Linked DNA regions of Homo sapiens: all the other regions are linked to region 2. Evidence: chromatin contacts called from ENCODE Hi-C or POLR2A ChIA-PET data. All regions are on one chromosome and are shown on one strand. Each heading gives the region's core, a stretch centred on a gene start or an enhancer-like site at or near the end of the contact. The rest is flanking DNA. Distances are from core to core; before and after follow the strand shown.

Region 1 (3,707 bases), core at 184-2,683, 2.3 Mb after region 2:
CCACATGTGCGCCTGTGCTTCAACAATCTATCAGTCCTTGAAAAATACTGTTGGCAAGTGTCACACTTATATGGCTTTTCTCCACTATGTGTCCTCTTGTGTCTCTCCATATGGTACTTCTGAATAAACTTCATGCTGCACTGATCACATCCAAATGGCTTCTCTCTACTATGAATTTTCTCATGTCTCTGTAGTAGGTATTTCTGAATGAAACCCATACTACACTGGCTGCACTGGAAAGGTCTTTCTCCTGTATGAATGAGGACATGTCTCCGCAGGTGATAGGAGCTTCGGAAAGCAGCACTACAGTGATCACAGATATGAGGTTTCTGACTTGGGGAGAGGATGGCACCTTCTCCATCTCCAACCAAAGAAGGTTTGGAAGATGCACTTGGCTTCCTCTTGGCTTTGATTCCCTGAGATTCTGGCTTTGGCCTTTTTGCCTTTTTGACATTAGTGTCCTGCTTTGGCTCCTCAGTGCCATGGTGGTCATCAGTCCTGCTACTGCTGCTGAGTAATACGTCACGGTGGTGCTGGGCTGGTTGCTGCTGGACATGCTGGTGGAGAATACTGAGGTCCTGGATGACGCCGTGACTCCCCCCTTCACCGCCTCCTAGGCCTGGAGACCTCTCTTCAGCTCCAGCGAACAGCCCCCCATAGTGGTGGTGGTGATGGTGGTGGTGGGACTGCTGCTCCTCAGGATCCGCGGGTTTCTCCTGTTTGATGCTAACCAAAGACTGCAAGAACCCCCAGGAGGTCCTCTGCGAGGGGAAGGCCGCGGCTGACGCCGCCGGCTCCTTCTTGAAAGTCATGTCCGGGGCTGGCGGAGGGGGGGGCTCAGCGGCCGGGGCTGCGGAGGTAGAGGAGGATAACACGCATTGCGGGGGAGGGGCGGCCGACCCCGCCGGCCGGGTGAAGCTGGTGACCGGGGGAAGACGGTGGTTGAACATAACCATACCCTGGGGAAAGGTGGGTTCCATCTCTGCCCTCCTGCCGCTGCTGCCGCCGCCGCCGCCGCCGCCACTACCACCGCCGCCGGAGCCGCTACCACCGCTACTGCCGGTACCTCCGCCGCCACTCAGGAACCCACTGCCGATTTTCATACCCCGGAGGAGGCCTGGCTGAAGAAAGGAGGAGGAAGAGGGAAGAGGGAGGAAAGGAGGTGGAACCGGGCCCCGGGCCGGGACCACCGCAGCGCTAAGGACCCCGCCGCGCCGCCGCCCAGACCGCAACGCGCCCAGCACTAATTCCCAGCCCAGTCGCCTCCGGCACCGGCACGCATGGTCCTGCGACTCTTCCCCAGGCCTCGCCCTCTCCCTCCTGGACCCACCGGCAATACTTACGGGTCCCGCCGCCGCCGCAGCCGCCGTCGCCTCCAGTTAATAAAAATAACGCCGTCCTCTCCACAATGGAATTAAAAGCCTCCCGTGTACTGCGCAGCCGCGGCGCAGTGTCTGCTGGGAACTCCTCGACCCGGCCAGAGGGGAGGGCTAAGGAGCCAGGGCGCCTGCGCCGCAGCTTCCGCCCGGCCTGCCTGTCAATCACTGGGGCCGTTGGGCGGAGGCGGGGGAGCAAGGGCAGGGGAGGCGGGGATTTGGAGCCCTGCTAAAAAGGGGCTTTCGAGGCGAACAGGCGTGATTGGTGGGCTGCACTGAAGGAGATGAAAGTGGTTGAGGGTTTCTGGGGGAAAGACGCTCAGGAGGTGGAACCCAAGGGGCGGGAAGTTACGGGGGACTGTACTACAGCGTGGCGTGGGAGATGCAGAGAAAGGGGCTGGAAGAGAAGGTGAGGGAAACTGAGGATTCAATGTTAGGGCTTTCTTCACTCTAGGTTTTGCAATCCAGGTCTTGAAATAAAATTCAAACCTAGAAGTGGATCATTGAGGGCACTTTTGATTCTATCAAGAAGCATTCAACTCCAAATGCTCAACATTTATTAAAACAGGTGCTTATGTTATCCCTTTGAATTTGGAAGCACTAATAATGGGCGCATATCCTTTGCATTTATGGGAGGAGCCTGCTTTGAAACCGCAATTAGTGGTACCGTTGCAACAAAAAAAAAAAAAAGAAAAAGAAAAAAACTTGTCTTACTGCCAACCTTCCTGAAGGCTACTGGAAGAGGAAACCGAGCGTAATCCAGGTGCAGCAGTCCTGTAAAACACGCCCACACACATACTTCATTATCATTACATCTTATTTAAATGCCCCCGTACCTTAGCCTGGCTAATCAGTCTGTTTGCCACGTTATGAATGCCTGGCCCTTTATATTGTTTATGAAAAATTAACCACCAGGCCATTCTAAGAGCTCTGCTAGGATCAACTCTTTCCTCGCCAGTACAGAATACCGAGAAACTCATTGCAAATTTAGAAATTTTTCTTGTAAGGGAAAATTATGAAGTAAAATCTTAAAATCAAAGTTATATCAACAAAATCAAACAACAAATATTTATTCAGTGTCTAATGTACACAAGGCACTCGATTTCATGTTAAGCATGCAGAAATCTAAACCAGACACTTTCCTAGCAAAGGATATTTATAAATGAGAAATTTTAAATAAAAGAACTAGAACTATGACAACAGCTTATTTACATAGTATGTTTTCTTAATGAAGTTACATGTACATCACAATGTTTCTAGCTAAATAACTTCTCATAATTAAATAATAAATTCTCTGGGAAATTTCACAATCGAAACCATAGGGATTATTTACTAATACTTATGGACCTCTCTCAGCCTGCCCTAAAAATTTTACAGACAATATTTAATGAGAATTTTGAGATAAGAAGAAATTGCTTTTTTTCTAATCCCATGAAACAACATGTAAGTATTCCACCACTTAAACTGACACTTTAATACTGTCAAGTATAGTTGTGATATTGTGAAATATATATTTGGACTTTGAACCGTTTTGTGGCATACAACTGCTAAAAATCCTTGGAATCTGCAAAGTAATAAATGTCTTTTTGTATGCTAATGAAGCGACTGATGATGGCTGGCAACCCCTAGGTAGCTTCAGGATGGGGGCTGGTCACCGGAAAGACCAAGGCAGGATTAGAGTTTGGGACTTTCAGTCCCACCCCCCGACCTCCGGGGAGGAGAGAGGGATTGAAGGTTAAGTTGATCTTCAATGGCCAATGATTTAATCAATCATGCCTGTGTAATGAAGCCTTCATAAAAACCTAAAAAAGGACGGGGTTTGGAGAGCTTCCTGTAAGCGAACCCGTGAAGGTTCCAGGAGGATGGCGCACCCGGAAAGGGCGTGGAAGCTCCGCGCCCCTTCCCACAGACTTTCCCCCATCCATCTCTTCATCTGGTGTTCATCGATAGCCTTTGTAATGTCCTTAATAGTAAACCGGAAAACGTAAGTGTTTGCCTGGGTTCTATGAGCTGCTCTAGCAAATTAATCAAGCCCAAGGAAGGGGTCATGGGAACCCCGATTTACAGCTGGTCAGTCAGAAGCACAGGTAAAACTACCTGGGGCTTGTGATTGGCATCTGAAATGCGGCCGGCCAGTCTTGTAGGCCTGGGCTCTTAATCTGGGGGATCTGATGCTGTCTCCAGGTAGGTAGTGTCAGAATTGAATTGGAGGACACCCCAGTGGTGTCTGCTGCAGAATTGATTGCTTGCTCGGTGTGTGGGGAGAAACCCCTACACATTTGGTCGCAGAAATCTTCTGTGTTGATTGTTGAGTGAGAGTATAGGAGAGGC
Region 2 (3,693 bases), core at 277-2,776:
TTCCGACTACAATATAAGCTCTATGACAGCAGGCACTGTATATCTCGGTGAGCTGTTGTATCCTCATTCCTTAGAACATTGCCTAGCCCATTTATGAATATTTGTTGAGCCACATGAATCAAGGCCTCCTTTTGAGATCGTGAACGTTTTCATTTATTTATTTATTTTTTTGAGACGGATTTTCGCTCTTTCACCCACGCTGGAGTGAAGTAACGCGATCTCTGCTCACTGCAACCTCCTCCCCGCCTCGGGTTCAAGCGATTCTTTTGCCTCAGCCTCCCCAGTAGCTGGGATTATAGACTCCTGCCACCACGCTCGGCTAGTTTTTGTATTTTTAGTAGAGACAGGGTTTCGCCATGTTGGCCAGGCTGGTCTCGAACTCCTGACCTCAGGTGATCACCCCCCCCCCCACTTGGCCTCCCAAAATGCTAGGCTTACAGCCATGAGCCACTGCGCCCGGCCATTTTTCTTTTTAAAAATAAACTTTCCAGATCTTAATTTCATGGCTTTAACATTTTAAATGTTTGAGGTATAATCTACTCATTCTTGGCTCTAATCTTTTTGTCAGGGAAGTTAAACTAGTGAGAGACCTATGAACAACAGCAACAATTTAATGAGCACGTCTTATATGCCAAGCTTTGTGGTTAAGCACTTTGCTTTATCTCACTTAATTCTAACTATGGTCCTAGAGGTTGGTATTACAACTAATCTCCTTTTACAGAGAGTTACTGAGACTTGGAGAGGTTAAATAACTTGCAGCCAGGTCACAAAATTAATCACTGAGTTGAGACGACAATTAAGGTATGGCCGACTCCATACTGCCTCCTAGCCGTCTCCTCGAGTAGTTCATGCCCTGTTAACTTAAGTCGTGAAGCTGCTGGTGTCAAAGCATTCCTTTTGCAGTTTCGTGTACTAGGGTTCTGGGTGATTTTGCACATATTTATTTCAAAGATCCTCCGTACCACACCAGGGAGTTTACCTTCTGGAATGTTGTTGAAGCCCCTGTCCTCTATGCTGGGACACTTTCATGCAACGTTTGCTTAGCCAGACTCAGGAAAACGCCTTTTTTTTTTTTTCTCATTTCCCTGCACTCCACATTAAACACAGAGGTAGTTTAAATCACCTGGTAAAAGAAGATGGGATCACAAACGCTGTGGTCCAGAAGGGAACATCAGTAAGTCGGTTCACCGCTTGCAAGTGGGGGCACTTACATATAAATGAAGAAAAAACAAGTTCTTAAAAAGCAGCCGACCCTGGGTTCTTAAAAAGCAGCCGGGGAAGAGGGCTCAGGGGACCGGACGCGGTGCCCCGCACCACGCTAGGCCTGACAACCGGAAGAGAGGGGCCAGGAGGGGCTCCTCCAGAGCGACTTCGGCTCCAGTAGGGAAACCGCCGAGGCTCCCCCAGCTCCAGGGAGCGCCGGGGACGCAGGCGGGAAGCCTCCATCGGGCAGCCGGCCTGGACTCACGACGCGGGGTGGGGCCGGCGCCCGCCCCGCCCCTCTCCTCGGGGATGCCGGGATGTTTACACTCCTGACAGCGGCGGCAGCAGGAGGAGGATCGGGAGTCGCGGGAGGATGGGCCGCCGCTAGGCTCGCACTCCGGACGCGCCTCGCAGTGCGCAGGGTGGGTGCCCCGCGCCTGCAGCGTCCGCCGGGGCGGCGCGGCGGGAGGTGGCCGACAGGCTCCGGGCCTCGCAGCCTCAGCCCCCGGCCCAGCGCGCTTTCCGACGGCGGCGCCGCGCCGAGCCACCCGCCCGCCCAAGGTCTCTCGCGGGCGGGAGAACGGAAAACTCCCAACTTCCTGGTGAGTCGCTGCCCAGGGTTCAGGCGCCCGGACCGGGCAGCTCCTGCCGGGAGGGGCCGCCTGCGGGAGTCGGGCCGGGAGAGGGAGGTCGGGACCGCGCGGGGCGGCCTCCGGGATACCCTCGCTCGGGGTAGGTGGGGCGGGGCGCGCTGCGCTCGAGGCGGATGGGGGTTTCGGTCTTGTTCGTTGGCAGCGGTGGGAGGGGGCGGCAGGAAACTTCATACCTGGCCCCGGCTCTAGAGGCCCGAGGCCGCCAAGGGCGCCGCGGTAACTAAGAAACTCCGTGGCCACGGCGGCGGCGGCAACAGGTCTTTGGTTTCGGGACCCGAGGAACTTAAGCGAAGTCCCGCCTTCCGGCGGATGCTCATTGGCGACGTCGGTTATTTATCTCTCGCGGATTGGTGAAGTCCGTCTGTCAGGATTCGGCAGCAGCCCGACTTAGGAAAGTGAAGTGCGCTGGGAGAGAGTGGGTGGTGGGAGCCGGCAGATAGGGGAGAATCCGAAGTGGCTTCAGAAGTACAGGGAGCGTGAGAGGTCTGTCGGAGAATGAACTTGGGAGAGACTCGGGATTACAAAATGTCGGAGAGAGGGATTGCGAGGCAATAGCGAACATTGCTGGTGATGGTGGCAATGGAAAAGAAATTGAAAACTGAGGCCAAAGTCAGAGAAGGGTAGCCAAAGGAAAACAGAGAAAAGTGACAAGACCGTATGACCGCAGAACAGTGTAAGGAAGCGAGCACAACCTAGAGGATGCTGCCTTGAGAGCTAAAGAACTTCTGTTGCCTCTGTTACACTGTAGGCCTTCACTCCTAAAACCGCAGCATCCTCTATTTAGTCTTGCACTGGGAGCGTACTGGGGTCGCGGAGAGATGATGTATCGTGTTCTCACCTTGCTGTAGTCCTCACTGGGGAGAAATGCTAAAAAATATACTTAGTTTACAGTAAGATACATGTTACTGTCCTTGCGCAATTCTGGTGACTGAACTGAAAATCAGAAATACACAGAAATAAAATGATTATTCTCCTTTGAGGTTACTGAGCTCAAGGATGCAATTGAAAACACCACATTTCCATAGTTTGTAGAGCCTAATGTACCCATCATAATGGGAACCACTGTTTCTAGTTCCTCCTCCAAGGAATTTACAGTTTCAAGGCTATGCACACTCCCTCCAGGCGACAGCAGTATGTCTTGTCAGGTTGCATTAGAGAATTAAAGTACAGAGTATGTGTATTATAAATATGTTCTGTTCAGGACCTTGAGCTGCTGGTGGTGTGGTCGAAGAATGGCATAGTCCTTGCACTCAAAAGCTACAGTATGTTTGGGACAACCGGTCAAACCCTGAAAACGGTGAACAGTAAAACAGGAGATACAGTTAACCCTCTAATGCTTTGTGGCAACTCTTGTTGAATGGCCGCTGAGTATTCTTGGTTTGTAACACTTGGTGATGGCCAAGTGCTCTTGAAACAGCTAACTTAAAATCTCAGCAGTTATTTTATTTCCAGAGGAAGGAATTCTCTCTCCCTCGGCGAGATCCAGTCCACAGCTTGCTTCACTCTTAGAACAGCGGCATCCTCTATTTGGTCTCGCACGGGGAACTTGCTGGGGTAGGGGAGAGGTGTTAGAGCTTTGAAAAAGCTTTGCCTCTCGGAGGAGTCAAAGGGGCAGTAACTGTATGGGGTGAGAGGAAGGCCTGCGAAATAAAAAGGCAAAGGAACCGTTTGAGGAGGCTAGTTGCCTTCTCGGGGCCGGTGTGTGTGCGGGGGTAGTGTTAAGGGGGAGGAAGGAGCCCGGGAGCCCGGAGGACCCTCCCGGAGGTGCGGGCCTGAAATTCCGCTGGGTGCCGGGAGGCTCCGCCCTCCGGAGTACTGACGGCCTTCGCAGCCAATG
Region 3 (3,650 bases), core at 107-2,606, 2.2 Mb after region 2:
TCGCCCACGCTAAAGTGCAGTGCCATGATCTCAATTCACTGCAGCCTCCGGCTCCTGGGTTCAAGCAATTCTGCCTCAGCCTCCCGAGTAGCTGGGACTAAAGGCGTGTGCCACCACACTCTACTAATTTTTTGTATTTTCAGTAGAGACGGGATTTCACCGTGTTAGCCAGGATGGTCTCAATCCCCTGACCTTGTGATACACCTGCCTTGGCCTCCCAAAGTGCTGGGATATAGCCACAATGCCCAGCTATAATTATTTTAAAGTTGGATGTTTGACTTCTTTAAGATTTAAACACAGGCTTAATTTCATCACTAAGAATTACTAGCATCACATCATATACCCCATTAAACAAATGAGTCTATCCTGAGACATTTACAATCATAAACCATATTAAGACCTAGAGTCTGCTACTTAAAATTCTTTTTTTTCTTTTTTTTTTTTTTTTTGAGACAGAGTCTTGCTCTGTCGCCCAGGCTGGAGTGCAGTGGTGCGATCTTGGCTCACTACAACCTCCGCCTCCCGGGTTCAAGTGATTCTCCTGCCTCAGCCTCCCAAGTAGCTAAGACTGCAGGCATATACCACCACGCCTGGCTAATTTTTGTAATTTTATTAGAGATGGGGTTTCAACTTGTTGGCCAGGCTGGTCTCTAACTCCTGACTTCAAGTGATCTGCCCACCTCAACTCCCCAAAGTACTGGGATTACAGGTGTGAGCCACCGTGCCTGACCAGCTACGTAAAATTCTCATATTTGAATTGGCTAGACATGTTTAAAGAAGAAAAAAACTATCCAGTGTGCATAAAAATTGTAGCATGCCTCTGCATCCATGCTTCTCATACTTTCACAGGAAATGAAAGTGATACTTAATTATCAAAATAAAAATCCACAGAATCTACATGTGCAAAACAACTTCCTTTTTCTGTTATTCTCAGTCACCTAAGGACAAGAACTGAAAGAGATCTTTTGGCTGTTGGTTCCAAGAAACAAAAGTATTTTCCTATTCAGAATAAGTAATCTCTTAGGGTAACTTATATACTATTTAAACAATGATACTATGTAGTAAAATAAAATACTAATCGCCACTCAAGAAATTATATTTGATTTGATATGGAATATGTAAATGCCTCTGAGTCAACCAATAATCAAGCTCTGTGCTTTTCTCTCCATGGTGCTCAACTTCTAACAAAACGTTGTCTTTCAATTTTTGTGACCTCAAAGTCCAGGACTGCTGATTCAATCTCACGCTACTCCTCTACGAATATTTTAGGGCAGTTTGATGGGACATTATGTCCACAATCTATCCAAGCCAAATCAAGGTTATTGACAGGATCTCACATAGATAAATTTCACCTTTAAAAGTTTTCCACCGTCAGGAAAATGGGGCTGCTACAGGCTGGTGTTTATGCTGCCACCTCTCGGCCTTATAAGGAAATACATCTCAGGGAGAGGAAAGGAGAATTCTTGCTGCAAATTATATTCCTATTGTATTTATGTTAGGGCCCATGAATGCTTCTTAAATGGGGAAAGAGGAGCTCACAGCCTGCAGAATATTATGAAAGCCTGAATCCTCTCTCCAGAAAAAAAAAACACATACACAATAGTTTTTTGTAGATAAATTTGGACGTCTTGAAGCCCATCCATGTCCCACTTTCTATACTACAAATTCAGCAGAGCAACCTCATTTTTCGTGTTGTGACAAAAATTCTGTAAAATGGAAGAAACTGGACATTCTGGGAGGATGGTTAGAATATAAGATACCAATAGCATCTTATTCAGAAGAAAAATTTTGACATCAAATGATTTTTAGTTCAAAATTAGTAGTGTGTTGGGGGAAAAAAAAACCGATAAACTTTTCCCTGCAGCCAAGAATGTTTGGATTTTGTTTCAAAGTTAATCAATTGGAAAGGCTCTCTGGGAATTCTGGGTGGTATTTCCAACAGAAACATTATGCTTTTGACACCTCTATTGTTGATATGTTAAATCCTCTGGCAGTTGAGTTTTGGATCAAGTAACTCGGTGGGTCTGCTGCACGTGGTCTGTTTATTTGTTTAGCTTATAGAAATGTCTTCTGTGTTCCTATGAATATTTTTGCAGCACAGGTTACACAGAGCTGTCAGCTGCCTCCAAGTGTTTTAAGGACGGATGCTTGACTTGTTTAAGATTTAAGCACAGGCTTAATTTCATCACTAAGAATTACTAATGGCACATAATATATACCATTAAACAAATACATCTATCTTGAGACATTTTATTGTCATCAGCCATATTAAGACCCAGAATCTGTTTTGTGTGTGTGTGTGTGTTTTTTGTGTTTTTTTTTTTTTTGAGACAGAGTCTCACTCTGTAGCCCAGGCTGGAGTGCAGTGGCGTGATCTTGGCTCACTGCAACCTCTGCCTCTGGGGTCCCGGTTCAAGCAATTCTCCTGCCTCAGCCTCTTGAGTAGCTGTGATTACACGCATGCATGACCATGACCAGCTAATTTTTGTATTTTTAGTAGAGACGGGGTTTCACCATGTTGGCCAGGCTGGTCTTGAACTTCTGACCTCGTGATCTGCCTGCCTCAGCCTCCCAAAGTGCTGGGATTACAGGCGTGAGCCACTGTGCCTGGTCAAGACCCAGAATCTTAATATCTCTACTTAAAATGCTTATATTTGAACTGGCTAGGTTTGTTTAAAGGTATCAATGGGAGAGCATATCCCAGTGCTCTCCAAATCTGGAGGCCTCCTCATTCTCCCCAAAATGAAGTCATTCTTCCCATTTCCTACCTAGGGAAAAGTGTCTGGCTGAGTCGTTGGAGCATCTGAGAAACTGCTTGAACTAATCCATGCAGTCTTCCACTCTAATGGCATGATTGGCAGATACCTAAAGAGATATCGATTGGTCCAGTTCATCCAACACACTGTTCCTTTTGCCTGTCAGTGTGACCAAGGTATTAGCCCAGTAACACTTGAAACCCCTTACACTTCCCTTTCATAAAATTAGCACTCTCTTTATGAGTTCTCCCAAATATCTGCTGCATGTTAACAGAATAAACAATTTTTTTACATGTACAGTGACAGAACCTGGTCACTTGGTCTGCCTAGAGGAACAAGCAGTTCTCCCATCCTCCTTTTTGTCCTCATTAAGTTTCATTTTTATCTTTGCTGCTACTCTCATAACTCTCATATTATTCCATCAACATGCAATATTTTATCTTGGAAAGTAGATCATCATTATTTTATGGGAGAAAAAAGGTTTCTCAGTGCCCTGTGAGTGTTACTACCAGCTAAGAACAATTGAACAGACTCCTAACTGATGAAGCAGCGAGCCCTAATAGTGTTGCTGCTGCCCAGTCTGGGTTGCTTCAGGAGTTTTTACGTTTTATTAACATAATAAAATGTAGCTTCTAGAGTTATCTACAGTACGTAATTACAAATGCATATTATTGATATTATCCACGTGATGCTTGAGTTTGCTTTTCCATTAATAGAAACTCTGCATTTTATAAATTAATCATACAAAGAATGAATGATGGCTTATTCAAGTCTGTCTATAAATCGGTATTTTAGAAGCAGTTATACTCACAGTAGAGTAGCCGTTTCTTTAGTGACACAGTTTGTTCCAAAAGATGATTTTAAATGCATTTGTTCATAAACACAAAGTGGTAC

Evidence for each region. Hi-C counts contacts between places; a loop is a spot of excess contacts on that map. ChIA-PET counts read pairs that join two places held with the same protein, here RNA polymerase II (POLR2A). Pooled maps may share reads with other maps.
Region 1: a loop to region 2 is called in a map of naive thymus-derived CD4-positive, alpha-beta T cell, with 19 times the contacts of the local background. The contact joins the promoter of ZNF281 here to the promoter of NEK7 in region 2. A Hi-C loop is called at or near these places in 3 of 168 maps with a recorded cell type or tissue (CD4-positive, alpha-beta memory T cell and naive thymus-derived CD4-positive, alpha-beta T cell), 2 of 37 single-sample maps with no recorded cell type and 12 of 50 pooled maps.
Region 3: a loop to region 2 is called in a pooled map, with 4 times the contacts of the local background. The contact joins the enhancer-like site here to the promoter of NEK7 in region 2. A Hi-C loop is called at or near these places in 2 of 37 single-sample maps with no recorded cell type and 3 of 50 pooled maps. POLR2A ChIA-PET finds 5 or more read pairs at or near these places in 1 of 52 experiments (BJ).

Annotation. Positions count from the first base shown.
Region 1 is chr1:200,408,603-200,412,309 of GRCh38, forward strand. It overlaps ZNF281 (zinc finger protein 281), which reads right to left and starts at 1,434. Exons shown (of 2, transcript NM_001281293.2): 1 at 1,344-1,434; 2 at 1-1,121. The coding sequence starts at 1,103. RefSeq lists enhancers at 683-1,260, 1,261-1,838, 1,839-2,416, 1,963-2,012, 2,688-3,294 and a silencer at 1,443-1,622.
Region 2 is chr1:198,155,472-198,159,164 of GRCh38, forward strand. It overlaps NEK7 (NIMA related kinase 7), which reads left to right and starts at 1,527. Exons shown (of 10, transcript NM_133494.3): 1 at 1,527-1,805. RefSeq lists enhancers at 713-772, 2,203-2,252 and a silencer at 1,363-1,962.
Region 3 is chr1:200,306,260-200,309,909 of GRCh38, forward strand. No RefSeq gene overlaps it. Among named protein-coding and RNA genes, the nearest start is that of LINC00862, 66 kb to the right of the region's middle. Within about 2 kb of position 1,357, at least 2 of the 41 ENCODE cell types and tissues checked have a DNase peak (open chromatin) inside an H3K27ac peak, as active enhancers do.